2 separate regions of the Homo sapiens genome follow, and region 2 is linked to region 1. The links are chromatin contacts, found by Hi-C in ENCODE. All regions are on one chromosome and are shown on one strand. The core of a region is the stretch at or near the end of the contact, and the rest is flanking DNA. Distances in the headings are between cores, read along the strand shown. Region 1 holds the start of JAG1 (jagged canonical Notch ligand 1). Region 2 holds the start of TASP1 (taspase 1).

Region 1 (4,763 bases), core at 1,495-3,994:
ATAGGGGATTAACAAACAAGATAAATACTCTTGGTAAAAATGAAATCCCACAACAGAAACAGCCCTTGGACCTCAAGAGAGCTTCACAGACAGCGTTGGTTTTAATTTTTCTTTTTATAAACCCCTTTTCATGGCAGTTTTTGATAACTGTCTTATCTCACCCACAGCAGAGGGCACTTTATAATGCCAGCTCCTGTAATCGTGGATTTTAAGAGCCACCCCAAGCTTCATACACAGACACAGCCAGATAGTCTCCCCTCTGTCTCCTCCCAGAATCACAACCTAAGCCGGCGGACAGGAGGCAGCAGAGTGCACCCCATTAGAGCACGTGGTGGAAAGCAATGCTCTGGGGCACCGAGCTCCCCCTCTCACCACCCACCCTCCCAGCACAGGCTAGGCCAAGCCCCAGTCTTGGCAATGAGTCATGCCTCCTGGACAGCAGGAGCCAGGCAGAGGGCACACCCCCAACATTTCCCTTTCCTCCCCTTCTGCAATCGCACCCATCTTCCTTCCACCCATTTTGGGATGTTGCAAGGGCCTCGCTGCAGGATCTGCCAGCTGGGCCCGGGCCTCGAGCTCCTTTGGGGGCGGAATGGGGCGGGGGGATGAGGGCCTATCACTTACACCCTCAGGCACTACCTCCAGAAGACCACCCCTTCCAAGCCTTGGCACGGCCCCCGAAGGCTTGCGGGGGCCGTGCACCCGCCCTTCCCGGGGAAGTCTGCAAACACAGCTGTTCCAGAGCCCGGGAACCGCTGGAAGTGAGGCCACAAGAGCTACACCACTCGGGGGCGGGGGCAGGAAGGGGCCAGCAGCGGGCGGGGGTTCCCAGGTCTACAGCTCCTGTGAGGGCCCCAAGAACCTCCTCCTGCGGCGGCCGCCCCCGGCCCTTAAGCCGAACCTGGAGAGCGCCCCCGCACACACTAAAATCTCCCGGGGAGCAGCGGGAAACGGACTCCCCCACACCCTCCAGGAAGGACACACCCGCCCTCCCGGCCGTTCACGGGAAAGGGGAGGTTGCCAATTTGGACGGCGTTCGCAGGCCAGAACTGCGCCGAGTCGCCTTCCACGGCGCACCAGGTTTAATTAGTTAAGCAAAGAGATCAGCTACAACGATCTCTTGGCTTGGGGCCGGGAGAGTTACTCTGGGAACTTCAAGTTGCAAGTTTACACCGGCCTTCCTAGGAGCCTGGTCCCATAAACCCTCTGGGATCCCCACTTTTGTGCACTAAGCAAATAGCAGCAGGAATGGGACCCACCTCGACTACCCCAGCCGAGATCTAACTATAGTGTCCCGGCTCCCTCACCCGCCACCCCTAGAGATTTCCCCAGTTAGCGCCTAGTTTCAAGCCAAAGCCCTTTAAATCCCTCTCGCAAGGGATAACAGGGCTCGGCCAGGCGCGGGTGTGAGGCTCCGCCCGGCCTCCTTCCCGAGTAGTCACTCACCGGCCAGGCGAAACTGAAAGGCAGCACGATGCGGTTGCGGTCGTTGCCGCGGCTGGCCTTGAGGTTGAAGGTGTTGCCCCCGATGACAGGCGTGGACCCTGAGCCGAAGCTGCAGGGCCCCCCGGCCGTGACGCGGGACTGATACTCCTTGAGGCACACTTTGAAGTATGTGTCACACTCGTCGCGGGTGCACTTGCGGTCTCCCGGGTTCCGGGCGCCGCCGCAGCAGTTCCCGTTCTGCAGCTCCCCGTTCACGTTCTGCATGGACAGGATCTCCAACTCGAACTGACCCGAGGCCCCACACACCTGCCGGCGAGGGAAGGAGGTAGGTCAGCGCGGGAGAAAGCTGTTTTCTTCGAGTATAGAGGTGGCGACTCCCTCCCACTCCCCGCCCCGACGAGCCCTCCTCGCCGAGTGAAAATAATTTTGCGAAACTACGTTCAAGGACTCAACATGATTCCGGGGCAAAAAAAAAAAAAAATGCACGAGTGCGGAAGAAATCCGACGACTTCCCGGGGGGCAACAGCGGAGCGAACGCGCCCCTGTCCGGCCTGGAGGGGTCACCCTCAGGAGGCAGGGGCTCCCGTGGGGGAGTTGGCGCGCTCAGCCCAGGTGCAGCCGCTCGGGCGCAGGGGCGAGGAGTCGGGCGCTCGAGGGCTGCCGAGCCTGCTCGCGGGGCTCAACCGCCCAGGGCGCCGCGAGGGGAGGGAGAGGACGGCTGGGAGGGAGGCCCGGAGAAGGGCTCCTACCTTGGCTCGCAGGGCACAGAGCAGGGCGAGCAGGAGGCTTAGGGGGCGCCCGGACCGGCCGCGCGTCCGTGGGGAACGCATCGCTGCGCCGCGCGCCGCGGGCACTCGGGACGCCGCCGCTGCTGTTCGCGCTGGTGCTGCCGCCGGTGCTGCCGTCGCCGCTGCCCCTGCGGCCGCCGCGTCCCGGCTCTAATATACTCCGCCGATTGGAGCATGCACGACTGGAAAACAACACCACTTTTCAAAAGCCCTTTCAAGAGCGGCCCGTTCCAGAAGGCAAAGAGCCCGGCCTCCTTTTATTATTCTGATCGCTTCTTTGAGACGCTCCCCCTCCTCTTCCACCTCCCGGCTTTCTTTCCTTCTCTCGCGCTCCCCTTCTTTTATTATTATGATTATGCGCAGCCTTTTATTCCCTTTTAGATCAGCTGCATGGAAAAAGGGGGGAGGGAGGGGAGAAAAAAAAAAACCAGCCTAGCTCGCGGGCCGGCCGCAGGTAACACAATGACGCGTGCCCGCCCGGCTCTCGGAGAAGGACCCGGAGAGCCCGTCTGGCAGCAGCGGCCGGGGCTGGCCACCTCTACCCAGCACGCCGGGCAGGGCGCATGCGCGCTTATTAATATTCATGAGAGGGCGTGCTCACCCTGGGCACGCCCCTCCCCTTCACGTTGCTGGGGAGGGGGTAGTGCGAGGAGGAACTTGGAAGGGGTTGGGGGCAGCGGGATGCTCAGGGCGGCGTAGAAGAACCAGGGCCCCACACCAACCCCCGCCCTCGGGAGCTTCGGGCCAGGAGGGAAGGGAGAGTGCGGGGAGGTACTTGGAAGGGATCGTTGCTCAGGGACGCCTGGAGGCCCCCAGCGGGGACCGCCCCCTCGGGCGCCCCGGGCCGTGCGCCTTTGCCCGCGCGTCGGGGCCCCAGGTGTAGGCGCCGCGGCGCTGACTGAGCGGTCGGAGCGGGGCAGCTTCCGCCTTCCGAACCGCCTGCGTCAGCTGCGGCTTTCGCCCCGGGAGGAGGGCCTGCCTGCCCGCCGGGAGTTCGGCCCGCTTCCCGCGAGCGAGCCGCCCAGAGCGCTCTGCTGGCGGCAGAGGCGGCGGCGAGGCTGGCGCGCTTGCCGCCGTCTGCTCGCCCCGCGGAGGCGACCTGGGCAGACGCTGCTGGGAACTTTGAAAAACTTTCCTGGAGCCAGGCTTGCCGCAGATTCGAGGGGAAGCCTCGGCCGCGTCCCACCCCCTCCCAAATCCGAGTCTGCGGAGCCTGGGAGGGCTCCCAGCTTCCTATCCAAACCGCGCCGGGGCAGAGGCGCGGGGAAACCGGGGGTAGAAGGCGGCGGGCACGCCGGGGCCCTGTTCAGGCTTTGGGAAGGGCCGGCGGAGATGCTGGTGGGCTTGGACGCCCTCCCCGGCCCGACGCCCCGGCCGCAGTGCCGGGATTGCACCTGTAGGCGGCCTCCGAGCAGCTCTCTGGGTGGCAAGAGATGGGCCTGGGAGGGACCGTGTCCCCAGCACCGCCAGCCGCGGAACTTGCCTTCTCTGGGGTGGCAGTGGAAACCGATACTGTTTTCCACCTTGAGGCAAGCCTCGCAATTAACAGCTACACTCCTGGTCATAATCAAGGTCGAAGAAAGCCCGTGGGCTGGCCGTAGCCTCTGCTAACCCCTCTCCCACGGGCTTGCTGTTGCATTTGAGGGGACCTTTATATGGAAACATCGACTTCCTTTGAAGGGTGGACAAAGTTTTGGCCCTAATAGTAGGTATGTCCTGCAGAAAAGCGTGACTATTCAGCGGCCGGTTTGGGGCTTGAGTTCTCCTGGGTGTGGGGCGTGATGGGCTGGCAATAGGTCAAGGGAAAATAGTTTCCAACATGCTGAGTTATGAGCATAAAAGGGTGGGTATTTGTGGTTATCTACTTATTGCATTTGATGGGAGGCTCAGTATGAACAATATTTTCAGTGCCAAATCTCATCATTCTGAGGAATAAACTAGGGCAGCTAACTGACCTCTTTACATAGGTTCAAAGCTACCAAGGATGGTTAGGAGTCTTGGCATTTTAACAGCCTAAGAAATGCTCCTAAGAAAAGTGCTTACTTAGTGGTAATGTGTCCCATCTTGAGCACTGGCGGGAGAATCCATGTTTTGGAAGGGAGGTTTCTAAGAACAGAGCAAGTTTACAGCTGGTCATGTTAGCAGCTGGGGTAGGCAGCGACAACCTGGGTGTTTCAATGTGCCCCAGCCTCCCTTTCCCCAATTATCCTAAATCAAGGCAACCAGTTGTCAACTGTAATCCCATCTACACTTTTCTCACTGAGGTTTCCATCAACACCAGTCTCCCCACTTATCTGTCCCGTTCTAATTTCTACTCCCAAGTATCCCTGAGTTTGGGTGCTAAATAACGGTTTAAAAGTAAAATGGGCCGCGAGCTGTGGGTCACGCCTGCAATCCCAGCACTCTGGGAGGCCGAGGCGGGTGGATCACGAGGTCAAGAGATTGAGACCATCCTGGTCAACATGGTGAAACCCGGTCTCTACTACAAATACAAAAATTAGCTGGGCGTGGTGGCACATACCTGTAGTC
Region 2 (4,763 bases), core at 1,543-4,042, 3.0 Mb after region 1:
CTTTTTTTTTTTTTTTTTTTTTTTGAGACAGAGTCTCACTCTGTCACCCAGGCTGGAGTGCAGTGGCATGATCTGAACTCACTGCAATCTCTGCCTCCCAGGTTCAAGCGATTCTTGTGTCTCAGCCTCCTGAGTAGCTGGAATTACAGGCGCAGGCCACCATGCCGGGCTAATTTTTTTTTTTTTTTTTTTGTATTTTTAGTAGAGACGGGGTTTCACTATGTTGGTCAGGCTGGTCTTGAACTCCTGACCTCAAATGATCCGCCTGCCTGGGCCTCCCAAAGTGCTGGGATTACAGGCGTGAGCCACCACACCCAGCCTTGTGTTGTTGCTTTTAACATCGTGATATTGAAGGTTTAATGCCTCATTAAATGAACTCCAGGACATACTTAAATTCATCTTCTAACCAGTAATTCCACTTCTGAGAAAACTTTCTACCAAAATAACTAAATAGAGAAAAGGTTTTATGCCTTTTATACCATGTTTAACACAGGATAATTTAGAATAACAAAAATCTGGGAGCAACCTAAATGTCCAATACAGAAAAACGGTTAAGAAAACAATAACCTACACTTTTATGATCAACTGATTTTCAACAAGAGTGTTGAAATGGTTTCTACCATTCAATGGAGGAAAGGACAGTCCTTTCATCAAATGATGCTAGAACTGGATAGCCACATGCAATAGAATGAAACTGAACTCCTACCTCACATCATACAGAAAAATTAACTCTAAATATCCTCCCTATTGCACTTGACAAGTCTTTGAAAAAAAAATTCTAAGTAGATAAAGGACACCATTCAAGAAAGTAAAAGGACAACCCATAAAATGGGAGAAAACGCAAGAAAATATTGCAAATCATGTATCTGGAAAGGGACTTACATTTAGAATATAGAAAGAACTCATACAACTTTAATATAAGACAATTCAATTTAAAAATGGGCAAAGGAATTAAATGGACATTTCTCCAAAGATATACAAAGGGTCAATAAGCACATTAAAAGATGCTCAACATTATTAGCCATCAGGGAAATGCAAATCAACACTACAATGAGCTACCACTTTATAAGCACTAAGACTGCTATAACCAAAAAGAAAGATAAGTGCTCCCAAGGATATGAAAAAATCAGAACCCTTATAACCTGCTGGTGGGAATGTAAAATGGTGCAACCAGTTTGGAAAACATTTGGCACTCACTCAAAAAGTTAAACATAGAGTTACCATATGCCCACCAATTCCACTTCTAGGTATATACTCAAGAGAACTGAAAACGTATGTCCATACAAAAACTTGTACACAGATGTTTATAGCAGAATTATTCAAAATAGCCAAAAAGTAGAAACAACCTAAATGTCCATCGACCGATGATGGTTAAGCAAAATGTGGCATATTCACACAATGGAACATTACCCATCCATAAAACAGAATGAAATACTGATACACAGACATTGATGAACCTTGAAAACATACTAACTGAAAGACACCAGACAAGTGAGGCCATATATTCTATGATTCCATTTATATGAAATGCCAGTATAGGAAAATCCATAGATACAGAAAGTAGATTAGTGGTTACAAGGCCTGGGAGAGAAAGCAGAGAATCTAATGGGGAGTGACTGTCATGAGTATAGGATTTCTTTTGGGGGTGATGAAAATGTTCTGAAAGTAGATAGTGGTGATGGGTGCACAACTTTGCGATATGAGAAAAAGCACTGAAATTTACAATTTTAAAGAATAAATTTTATGGTGCATGAATACCTTAATAAGACTTTCTCAAGAGGAAAAAAGACAATCTATCCGTGCAATGAACACAATGTATGTAACTATGCCTCTTAGTTATAACCGTATTTTACACGCATACATTATGATCACAAATAGGTTAATATGAATAAAATATTAGAAAAAAGATCAAAATGCTGGGTTGGCAGAACTATAGGTGATCTCTTCATAACTATTTCTGCATTTTCCAGATGTTCCTTAGTAAGCACTGCTTTTTGTAAGTGGTGGGGAAAAGTTTTATTTACAACAAAAAAGATAAATTATTAAACTCCTAAGAATATAAGTAAAAATTCCTTCGCTAATAAAGAATAATAATAATTCAGCAATCTAATGGCCCCTAACACACCTTTCCTTCCCCTCCCCTACAGAAGCCAGGAAAGTTGAACTCTCTCCTTCCGGAAACACGATACCCTCGATTTCCAGGACATCTCTAGCTCCTGCTTTCCCCCCCTCCTCTCCAGCTGCTCCATCTTCTCGGTCCTTTCCTCCTCCTCTTCTTCCTCCTCCTCCTCCCCCTGAGTAGTAAGTGCTAACGACCCGCAGGACTCTCATCAGGCCTCTATTACTAAGTAAGGGGCTGCCTTACCCCCAACCCGCCACCCAGGACAAGGCGCACATTCTCGGCTGTCTGCGAACCTCGGACTCTGAGACATCTCCAGCCTGAGACTGCAAAGTGGGTGAAGAACTGCGAGAACTCCCCACATACAGACAGTACTTCCCCGGTGGCCACGAGGACGCCAAGCCGGAGATGAGGCTGGGAAGGGGGACGACGGGGCCGCCTAGAGCGACCAAGACTAGGGAACTAGGGACATCCTGGCCCCCTCCTCTAGCCCCGCCCGGGGCAAGGGGTGTCCTGCGCGCCGCCCCCTCTCGGACCCGGAGAGGACGTCCCAGCTAGCGTACGGGGCCCACACACAGAGGCAGCAGCGCGGAGGCGGCAGCGGCGCGGACAGCGTGGGAAAGAGGGACACTCACCCGCTTCAGCCCCGAGCCTTCACTGCACCGGAAGTAGTCACCCGCCCGTTGCCAGGGTGAGGAAGCGGGGCTGACATCAAGTCTCCCCATTGGTCATTCGGGGTACCACGTGGTCGGAAGCAGCCTCCCACAAGCGGCTCTGACTCCGCCCTCCGCTTCGGAGCGGCTCACCTGGCCTCAGAGGTGCAGCGCTAACTCCACCTGGGGCTTCGTTCTGAGCTGCGCATGCGCTATTGCTTATCTCTACCCACCCCGCCCCTGAATAAGCCCGCAGGATGTGATTATATCTGAGTGGTTGATTGACTAATACTGTGATGAGAAATGAAATTAAACTGACCATCATTTTATCTAGGTGTCGCTTAAGAGTTACTTTCTTTCAATCCTTAGAGCACTGTTAGACGGTAGGGAAAACTAAGGTTCAGCCTGCATTGCTTGTAGGAGTTGGGGCACGAGCCTTGCCCAGGGGGAAGGAGTGTAGGCGGTCTTTTATCGGCTAGGATGTAAGACCGAAACCCAGTCATGGGTTTTGATGACCCATGACTGATGGATTTTCCTTATACTTCCACCAAAACATCACGTCGAACTGAATGTAAAGGCAGAAATGAGAATCTAACTGGCTTCTTTAAGCCAGCTATAGAGGAATTTACACTAATGCAAAAGATAACACTTTTCTTACCACATTTTTTTGTTTTTGGAAAATATTTATTCTTCATTAAAATGTCTTAATTATATTAACACATAATGGTTTATTATTGTTATTTTAAATAACTTTTTAACATTTCAGTTTTTTGTTGGTTTTTTTCTTTTTTTTTTGGAGATGGAGTTTCACTCTGTCAACCAGGCTGGAGTGCAATGGCACGATCTCGGCTCACTGCAACCTCTGCCTCCCGGGCTCAAGCGATTCTCCTGCCTCAGACTCCTGAGTAGCTGGGATTACAGGCGCTCGATACACACCCGACTAATTTTTTGTATTTTTAGTAGAGACGGGTTTTCACCATGTTTGCCATGCTGGTCTCGAACTCCTGACCTCAGGTGATCCTACTGCCTTGGCCTCCCAAAGTTCTGGGATTACTGGCGTGAGCCACCGCACCCAGCCACATTTCAGCTTTGTATTCAATTTTTAATATAGTAAATATTAATAGATGTAACCCACAGAAACAAAAGCTTTGGAGTGTTCTCTACTATTTTGGGGAGTATAAAGGTATGCTGAAACCAAAAAGTTCGAGAACCACTGATACCATTATTATAAATATAACCTATGTGGTTTTATTATGTAACTTGGGGCTTTTTTTCTTTCTCTTCTACCACTGACTTCTTAGGGAGGGGCAAGGGGAAGAAGTTTATTACATAGTAAGAATAACAGTTTATTACATAGCAATAGTAACTGAAACCGATTTTGTTACCTAGAAGTAGGATGGATATTATAACAAAACATAACATAATAACATCATAAAAGTAAAACGTGTGGCACTGGCTTTGGAACTAGGTGAAGCAGCAAGAGCAGGAAGGGATCCAAAGTATTAACAAGAGTCTAAAAGGACTTGAGGAAGCTGCCAATGAGGGCTTAAAGGGAGCTAAGGAAGATGTTATTGGAAGCTGGAGAAAATGGGGCCCTTGTTATATAGTGCCAGAAAGTTTGGCCCAGGCATTAGGAAGCAGACATAAACCATCCCCATTGTGACCTTTCTGAATTCCTCACCCGCAGAATCCATCAGCATAATAAAATAGTTGTTCTTTTGCACCTTTAAAGTGGATTTTTACACAGCAATATTAACTGGAACCAGCAGGAATAAAAGAAAGATGTTAAAGTTTTAAAAAGACATAGACATGCTCCCTTCCATTTCTTAGGCAACATTCTTCCTGGAATTTAACTACATTGTAATAATCATCTCCCAGTGCTGCTCTGTATACTTTTGTCTTGGGTATCACACCCAGATGCCACACAGGCCATCCTCTGGTAGGTGAATACTGCTCAAGTAAAAGTAACAAAATTCTTCGGACCCTTTTTT

The links. Hi-C counts contacts between places; a loop is a spot of excess contacts on that map. Pooled maps may share reads with other maps.
Region 2: a loop to region 1 is called in a pooled map, with 9 times the contacts of the local background. The contact joins the promoter of TASP1 here to the promoter of JAG1 in region 1. A Hi-C loop is called at or near these places in 2 of 37 single-sample maps with no recorded cell type and 6 of 50 pooled maps.

Annotation. Positions count from the first base shown.
Region 1 is chr20:10,671,255-10,676,017 of GRCh38, forward strand. JAG1 (jagged canonical Notch ligand 1) reads right to left here and starts at 2,745. Exons shown (of 26, transcript NM_000214.3): 1 at 2,196-2,745; 2 at 1,447-1,752. The coding sequence starts at 2,276. RefSeq lists a silencer at 2,968-3,367.
Region 2 is chr20:13,636,140-13,640,902 of GRCh38, forward strand. It overlaps TASP1 (taspase 1), which reads right to left and starts at 2,793. Exons shown (of 14, transcript NM_017714.3): 1 at 2,755-2,793. RefSeq lists enhancers at 2,150-2,650, 2,264-2,353 and a silencer at 2,544-2,693.